2 separate regions of the Mus musculus genome follow, and region 1 is linked to region 2. The links are chromatin contacts, found by Hi-C in ENCODE. All regions are on one chromosome and are shown on one strand. Each heading gives the region's core, a stretch centred on a gene start or an enhancer-like site at or near the end of the contact. The rest is flanking DNA. Distances are from core to core; before and after follow the strand shown. Region 1 has its middle 34 kb from the start of Gm36834. Region 2 holds the start of 4933435C09Rik (a long non-coding RNA gene).

What was found. Hi-C counts contacts between places; a loop is a spot of excess contacts on that map.
Region 1: a map of regulatory T cell shows a loop between it and region 2 (2.0-fold over the local background). The contact joins the enhancer-like site here to the promoter of 4933435C09Rik in region 2. A Hi-C loop is called at or near these places in 1 of 37 maps with a recorded cell type or tissue (regulatory T cell).

The regions. Positions count from the first base shown.
Region 1 is chr12:79,983,173-79,987,264 of GRCm38, forward strand. No RefSeq gene overlaps it. Among named protein-coding and RNA genes, the nearest start is that of Gm36834, 34 kb to the right of the region's middle. Within about 2 kb of position 1,984, at least 1 of the 3 ENCODE cell types and tissues checked has a DNase peak (open chromatin) inside an H3K27ac peak, as active enhancers do.
Region 2 is chr12:79,935,198-79,939,097 of GRCm38, forward strand. It overlaps 4933435C09Rik (a long non-coding RNA gene), which reads left to right and starts at 1,342. Exons shown (of 3, transcript XR_381736.3): 1 at 1,342-2,342. It overlaps 9430078K24Rik (RIKEN cDNA 9430078K24 gene), which reads right to left and starts at 1,067. Exons shown (of 4, transcript NR_131074.1): 1 at 990-1,067.

The DNA of each region.
Region 1 (4,092 bases), core at 734-3,233, 49 kb after region 2:
CCTGGAAAATCAACAATAAGTGTCTGAATTTGAATACACACAATTCAAAATGCCCTCTGAGGTCAGAAGAACACTTTAAATCAGTGAGGTTAAGCTAGGAAAAAAAAGTGTGTGGGGGGGGGGGCGTGGGTGGAGGCTGCAAAGAGCATTCAGAGGGAGAATACGCAGGGTGCCCGACGAGTTGCTCAGCTTTGTTTGACCTTGAGTAAGTTGTGTAGTCTCTCTGGGACTCAGGTTCCTCATTGCTAAAATGACAGGGTTGGCCTAGTTGACAGCCAAGCCCCTTCCTGCGCTGACATTTGCTGACAGTGATGCCCCTCTGGGGAATATCAGATTAGGGAAGAAGCAGATCTGTGTGTCAGTCAGCAGGCAGCCCTATCATTAGAAGACTAAGCAGAACACGGCCCTAGGACTGATGGCCAGGGATACAGGGCACCAAAGTCAGTCCTGGTGGTATCCAGGGCAACCTTAGCACCAGGCATCAGAGTGAAACACGAAGGTGCTGGACTTGTAGATCAGAGATCAACAGCACAAAAATTAAAGCCTCGGTAAGAGGGGTCCTTGGAGGAAAATGTTAAAAACAAAATAAATGAATAACTCCTTAGGCTAGAAAAGGACGTGTTTGGATGGCTCTAGCTTTGAGTTCCAAGGGTTACAGAAACTACTTTATAGAGAACATGGCAGTCTTGTTGCAGTAGAACAGAGGTCCACTCAAGCCAACTGAGTCTTTCAGGGCTGGGAACATGAGTTTAAGTGCGACTCAAAGGGAAAGACAAACTGCAGGGACTCAGCTCTGGTTCCCACAAGTGTCCCTCCCTGAACCTCTGTTCTCAGTGCCTCACTGCCAGCTGCCACTTCACTGTAAAGTCAGCTCTGAGACGAACCGCACTCCATCCTCTGCCTATCTTCCTAGTCGCTGTGTCTGTGGCCCCCTGGCCCATGCTTTCCAATTAACTCTAGATTCCCCTGAGCAGACTCTTTTACCCTCGCTTAGTTTTCAGTGTCAAGCCACATCAATCACTGATAATTGCCAGCTAGCCAAAGAAAGGGTCACCCTCAGGTGTCCTGACCCAATCATATGTGAGGAAGGGAGGAGAGGCATGTGCCCGAGGTCATGACTATGTAATTTCTTAGAACAAGTTGGGTCAGTATGTGAGTAGACCAGCCAATGACGGACACCTTCAGCAAAGAGGCCAGTGTCTTAACAGGACAATATATGAGAACAAAGTAAGCCTGAACTTTTATACAGAAACCGGTTGGAAGAGCCCCTCTCAGGACAACCTCTGAAATCCTGTGAGATTCCTGCCTCTTTGAGGCAGGCTAATGGAGTTGCCTCAGGCTGGGGCTGGGCAGCAGGGCTTCTGAGAGTCATTTCTTTGTTTCTTAGCCTTGGAGCGCAGAGAGCAGTGTGGTTCTCAACCTGTGGGTCTCGACCCCTTTGGGGGTTGAATACCAGATATCCTATATATCAGATATTTATATTATGATTCATAATGGTAGCAAAATTATAGTTATGAAGTATCAACGAAAATAACTTTATGACCAGGGGTCAGAACAACATGAGGAATTGTATTAAAGGGTTGCAGCATTAGGAAGGCTTAGAAATTCTGGTATTGAGTATAGTGATTCCTCTGACTAGTCAGATTTCTCCATTCAAAATGTCTGGTCTTGGCTGATGGGAGGTTGGCTGGTTGGGGACTATATAAAGCACTGATTCTGATCATAACTTACTAGAGGGGACACACACACACACACCTACCTCCCAGCCCCTCTGTGTTGGCTTAGCCTATGAATATCCAGTTTCTATCTTTTCTTATAAGCCAATTTGCAACTCAGTACCTTTACCACTGACATGATTAAGTTTAGGAGGAAAAAAAAAACAAATAAAACCTCAATGACTTCAAACTCACAGTTTTGATGAATATAGACGTAAAGTCGGAAGAAAGCTTCCTCTATCCAGAACATAGCTCCCCACATACCTCACTATCTAAAATAAGACCAGAGCTTGGAGATGAGCCAAGAGGTGTCTAAGCAGCCAGATGAATCCACCTAAACCCATACTGGACTGTTTAGAGAATCATACAACCAAAGCAACTGTGTCCCTGGAGGGCTGAGTGGTCTGTGGCCCTTTAAGACTGACTGGTTGAGTCCTGTGGAATGGGGAACTTTGGATCCCTTACTCATGTTGTATTGGTACCCTTTTGGTCACATAGAAATTTAATAAGTTTGCATAGATGGTTTCTCAGTCCAGAACAGACTAAAGGAAGAAAATTAGCTAAGAAAAAGACGGGTTGTGAGGTTGCTGCAGGGAATATACCATTTTCCTGCTGGTTTACAAAAGAAGAGATAAGACACTTGTTTTTAAAAAGACTAAAGATAAGCCATACACTGCTCTTCTGGAAGATCTAGGTTCAATTCACCACACCCACATTGGGTAGGTCACAACTGCCTCTAACTCCAGCTTCAAGGGAATCCGAATTCTCGCTTCCTCTCTTACCCACAGTCTCATGTACATACTCTCATCTAGATGCACACATATACACATAATTTTAAAGTAAGTAAATATTTTTAATGTAAAAAAGACCTATGAACCCCCAAAAGAACATAAATACACACATCTGAAGGCTCGGTGTGACTGGAATAACATTCTACTAACTAATACTTATAAATTCGACCATAAGCAGAGTTTTAAAATATTAAATTAAAATAAAAACATCCTAGCTAGATATGATGGTACATATCTGTAGTCCTATCTAATCAGGAAGTTGAGGCAGGAAGATCGATTGCTAGAGCTTATGAGTCCTCTATCAGCCTGGGCAACAACAGAGAGAGAGCCTTTCCAAAAAGAAAAATCCCAACCTATTCTACACTAAAATCTATTACCTATATGACAGTTTTAAAGAAAAGCTTTGACCAAAAATGATTGCATTTCATAAGCGTGCAATTTACGAGAACAAACTTCAAGCTAACTGGGATGTCCTGCCGTCTAAAGTGACATGTGCTGGCCTAGATGACTGAGGCTTCACCATTGCTTCAGGCAGACCCCCAAGGATACTAAAGGACAGCTAGGCACCAAGTCAGCCAGGAAAATGCTGTGACTTTGACTTATATGCTATTTGGAATCAACCAACAGGGGCTTAAGAAGGTTTTACTGTATTTGGTTTGCAGACTTTGCTTGGCACCGTCTCTTTAAAAGGCTGCCTGCCTTTGAACTAATCCTCTATTTATAATCCAGCTGGAGGAAGGCCTCTGCGATGTATACACATTCTTAGAATTTACAGAGTGCTGCTCTAGTCAGACCCCCATCCAAAGCCCTGCCTGATTCTCTCTCCTAGGAGAGCACCCCACACCATCCCGGAAGCATCTGGGTGCTGTGGGAGACAAGCTGCCTGGCATACCTAGGAATGCACCCCACATTCTTGGTGGGGAGCACAGGGCATGTTTGAGGCTGGGGCATGAGCTGGATTAAGCTCAGTAAACACCATCCCTCACTCCTGACAGGCCGTGCTGTTCAACAACCCCCTCCTGGAGGCCAGGGGCCAAGGTCTCATGTACAGCTTGCCCACTCCAGCCGCTCCTTTTTTTTTTATAACTCATTCCCTCCCCAAAAACGACAACGCCAACTTCACATTTTCCTTTTTCCCCCCTCACACAAATTATTGCAAGTCATGGCAGTCTAAATATAGCCCCCAGTCTGTTTTCCAGATGCTGGCTCGCCAGCCAGCCTCGACATTTTCCTGATGAGGTTCCAGCTGCTTCTTTGCTCTGGCCTGCCTTTCTCCTCTGTCTCACCTTTTTCCCCCCTCCCTGATATTCCTCCCCTCTGCCTCCCGGAGTCATTAGTCTTTCCTGACTCTCCAGTTCAAAGGAAAGTTCTAGAATCACAATCCAAAGCCTGACAGCCCCATCCCCAGCTCTCTAATGGTACAAGCGGCAGGATAGGGATATAATCTAGGGAAGAGTCAAGAGAGGCATGGGGTCCCTCAAAGACCCCTGCCAATCAGCTTCCCTGATGCGTGCTCAAACCCACATGTACTTGCTTGGTCCATAACCCATGGACTTCCTTGCCTATTTCTGCCTCTTGGGTCCTTG
Region 2 (3,900 bases), core at 92-2,591:
ATCCATAAGTTTGAGGCCAGCTTAGTCTACATAGCCAGTTCCAGAACAGCCAGGCTACATAGTGAGGCCCCATCTCAAACAAACAAACAAAAGTACTTTAGCATAGTTCCCTCTAAGGAGCTCACAGCCCAGGAGGAGGGCTGTTGGAGAATGGAGCTTAAGTCACAATGTAAAGAATGAGCCATAGCCACACAGAGGACCATCAATCTACCCAAGGATTCTGGAGATGGCACATAGAAAGAAGACCTAGAAGTTGGGGCTAATTGAACCAGCATTTTCAAGCACCTGAATTGGCTTTTCATGATGGGAGTGATGAGTGTGTTGCCCAAGGTCCTTGCACTCTGGGGAGTTAAGGATGACAAGCTCTTAGGGAATGGGAATCCTTTCACTGGGAACCACGGCTACACCCTTGGGCAGTGTGTCTGATGGACTAGTGGCCTCAGGCATGTCTTAATGTTGCATGTAGTCGGACATCTTAGAACAGAGTTCCAAAGCTGGTAGCATGTTCTTCTAGACTCTTCTCTTTTTACAAAAGAGAAGGCCCAGGTCTGCTTAAACAAGATCAGATGAAAGTCTAAAACAAGTCACAGTGCCAAGCTCCACATGTTCTGGAAGGTTCTCCTAGACTGTGTCTCTAAAAGATCGGGGTGGAGAAGAGTCCCGTAGGCCCAAGGCAGTGTCAGGTTCCCCCTTTCAGTCAACAGGAATAGAAGAGCCTTTAAGCAAAACCATATTTTTTTACATGTAAGCAAAACTTCTTAGAGAAATACTTAAGACAGCATTTTGTTGATGAGCCCAATGCCTTGGACCCTTCCTCGCTCCTTCCACCTGTCCTAAACACCCAACTTTCCATTCCCTGAGCAGCTCCACTCTCAATTGCTACATCCCCTAGGAAAAACTTCTATGCCCTCCCCATGGAAACAGTCACCCCCTTCCCTTCACACAAACCCATCTTACCTCAGGAAAAGATTCCGCATTTCCCTGCTTACCTGTGTGCCTTTCTGAGGCCAGGAAGTGGGGTTTTCTCCTCTGACACCCACCCTACTCCTAAGGGCCCATAAAGCTTTTAGTGAATGGACTCAGACTGCTATAAACAGCATCTTAATTTGCCCTAGCGTCTTCTAGCAGAGCAGGGTCAATCGCAAAGTCTCTCTTGATAAAATCAGAGAATGTCCTCATCCCCTAGTTTCACATATAAAGACTCTAAAGTGTGAATAAGGGAGGCTAGTCCAGGAGTAAGTATGTGTCCACACCAGGAGTGTAACAAGTGCTCCTCAGACTAGGATGAGCCCTACCAGGACTATGCTGAGACCCCCAAATTCCTCAGAGTCCATACACCACCCAAAATCAGATGAAAGTCTAAAACAAGTCATAGTGCCTAGCTCCAGAATGTTCTGGAAGGTTCTCTGAGACTGTCTCTCTAAAAGGTTGGGGTGGGGAAGAGCCCCCATAGGCCCAAGAAAGTGTCAGATTCCCCCTTTTCAGTCAACAGGAATGGAAGAGGCTTTAAGAAAAACCAAGTATTATTATTTGTTTGTTTTTACTGTGACTCAGTCTGTAGTAACTGGGTTAAAGTCCACTTTGAGACTAGGAGAACAAAAGACCTCCTGTTAGTGCTGGAAGTTTGCCTCTTAAGATATCCCTGAGGGGAACTGGGAAGAGAAAAAAAAAAAAAAAGGAGAGCCAGCAGCAGGACAGAGGAAGCTGTGGGCCTTCAGGAACACAGCCGAACTCTGGAAAGGAAAACACACTGCCTTTCATCTCTAGGCCTATCTGCACTGGCCGCTCCCTTTGCCGCTGTTTTATGGCTCACTGCAGGACACAGGCCAGTGCCCGATTCCCACACTCCTCTAACACGCTGAAACTGCCAGGGGTTATAGCAAAATAGACAAATGTCCACAGCTAACCAGACCTAGGTTCAAGAGGAGGGGGAAGAAGGGAAGGGAAAAGAAGGAGAGTTGGAGGGAGAAGAAGGGGATGACCCCACCCTACAGAACTCATTACATGTTGGGTGCTGTTCTGAGAGTACCCATGGCAACCCATTGTCTCGACACCCAAGAGGAGTCTAATGAGCTAATTCCCGGGGCCCAGAGGAAGAGGCAAGCTGGACCACTCTATTGGAGAAATCTATTCCCTTTAGTACTGTGGAGGAGTCACATGGCCAGTAGACTGAATCTTTCAGGCTACACACTAAAGCCATCTGACTCCAGCACTGGAGGACTTTATCCTTCTCTTTTCAAGTAGAAAGAGAATATTGAGGAAAGACAAGGCAAGAGTTCTCGTCCCAACCCTGCCTGTGACCTTTCTCCATCACCCTATGGAGATGTCCCACCTCCCAGATGGTAAGATGGGTCTGCACTGTGATTGCCTGTCCTGGAGTTGATCCACTATACCTTGACTGTATTGTATGAAGCCGATTGGAGACACTAAAGAAAAGACGGGAACTCCATGATGGTCTCAGAAATTCCTCCGTTAAAGCTCCTTCTCATCCTCTCTCCCTTCCAGGGCCTCCCCCCAATTAGATCTCTGCCTGCAGCTCCAGGACCTGCTCTATACAGTGTCTGGACCTTCTGGGTCTCCCAACTCACTTAATGAACACTTAGCATTTTGTTCTCTGAACAAGTTATATAATTTCTGAGTCATGATCAGACAGCAGAGATTTCTCCACCAAAACCAGAAAAGAAAGCATTGTGTGCTAAGTGCCCCTCATCTCTTTGTGGGACACCCCAGTTCTGCAGAAGTCTGCAGAAGACTGCTGCGGAGAGCCAAGATGGTTAGGAGCCTGTCCTCTAGCATCCTATTGGCTGCAGGTGACTTGAAGAGGAGTATTTGCTGCAACAAGCGAAGGCTCAGAGAGAGCTGATGTGGCTCCTTGGGCTGGCTTCGTAGGGATCGGGCCCCTTGTGCAATCACTAAACCCTGGCTTTGTGCCAATGTGCCAGTGGCCTGCATGAGGTTCATAAGTACCAAGCTGGGAATGTGAACTTCTTGGCCCACCCCAAAAGAGATAGTCCTCCCAAGCTAAGCTCAACAAGACCTGGGAAGTGTGACTTTACATGAGGCATCTTTTGTAGACAGAGCACAGGCTTTGTAAAGTGCTACAACCATTGGAGCCTTTGGCATTTCCTTTCCTTCTTGGCATGGTAAAGCCAACACTCAACACCAATTACAATACAGAGGTGACCAATTACATCGTTCTTTGTCTTCATCTTCTCCTCCTCCCCAGTGTGTGTGTGTGTGTGTGTGTGTGTGTGTGTGTGTGTATGCTCACATTAACATGCAGGTATACATGTGTGTTCAGATGCTTGTGTACATACATGTATGTGGTACATAGAGGCCAGAGGATAGTCTCAGAAATACCATCCACCTTATTTTGAGACAAGGTTTCTCACTAGGCTGAAGCTCACCAATTAGTCTAACCTGGCTGCCCAGTGAGCCACAGGTATCTACCTGTGTCTACCTCCCTAATGCTGGGACTACAAGCATGTGATACTATGCCTGGATAGTGGTTCTGTTTGGTTTGGTTTGGTTTGGTTTTCTGGTACTGAGGATCAAACACAGGTCCTGGATATTGTAAGGCAAAACATTTACCTACTAAGCCATCTCTCAGATCTCATCTTAGTGGTATGCCCTGATAGTCTCTGCATTTAGAAAGAGTTTGACTTCTGAGCATATGGCTGGGTCCTGCACAGGATCGGGGTACTACTGAACAGCTCTGGAGAAGTTCTTAAGAAAAGGTTCCTGCAGATCGCAACCTGGGCAATTGCCTGTTTTCTTGGTTTGATATATATGTGTGTGTGTGTGTGTGTGTGTGTGTGTGTGTGTGTGTGTGTGTGTGTGTGTATATACACATACATACACACACACACACACACACACACATATATATATATATATATA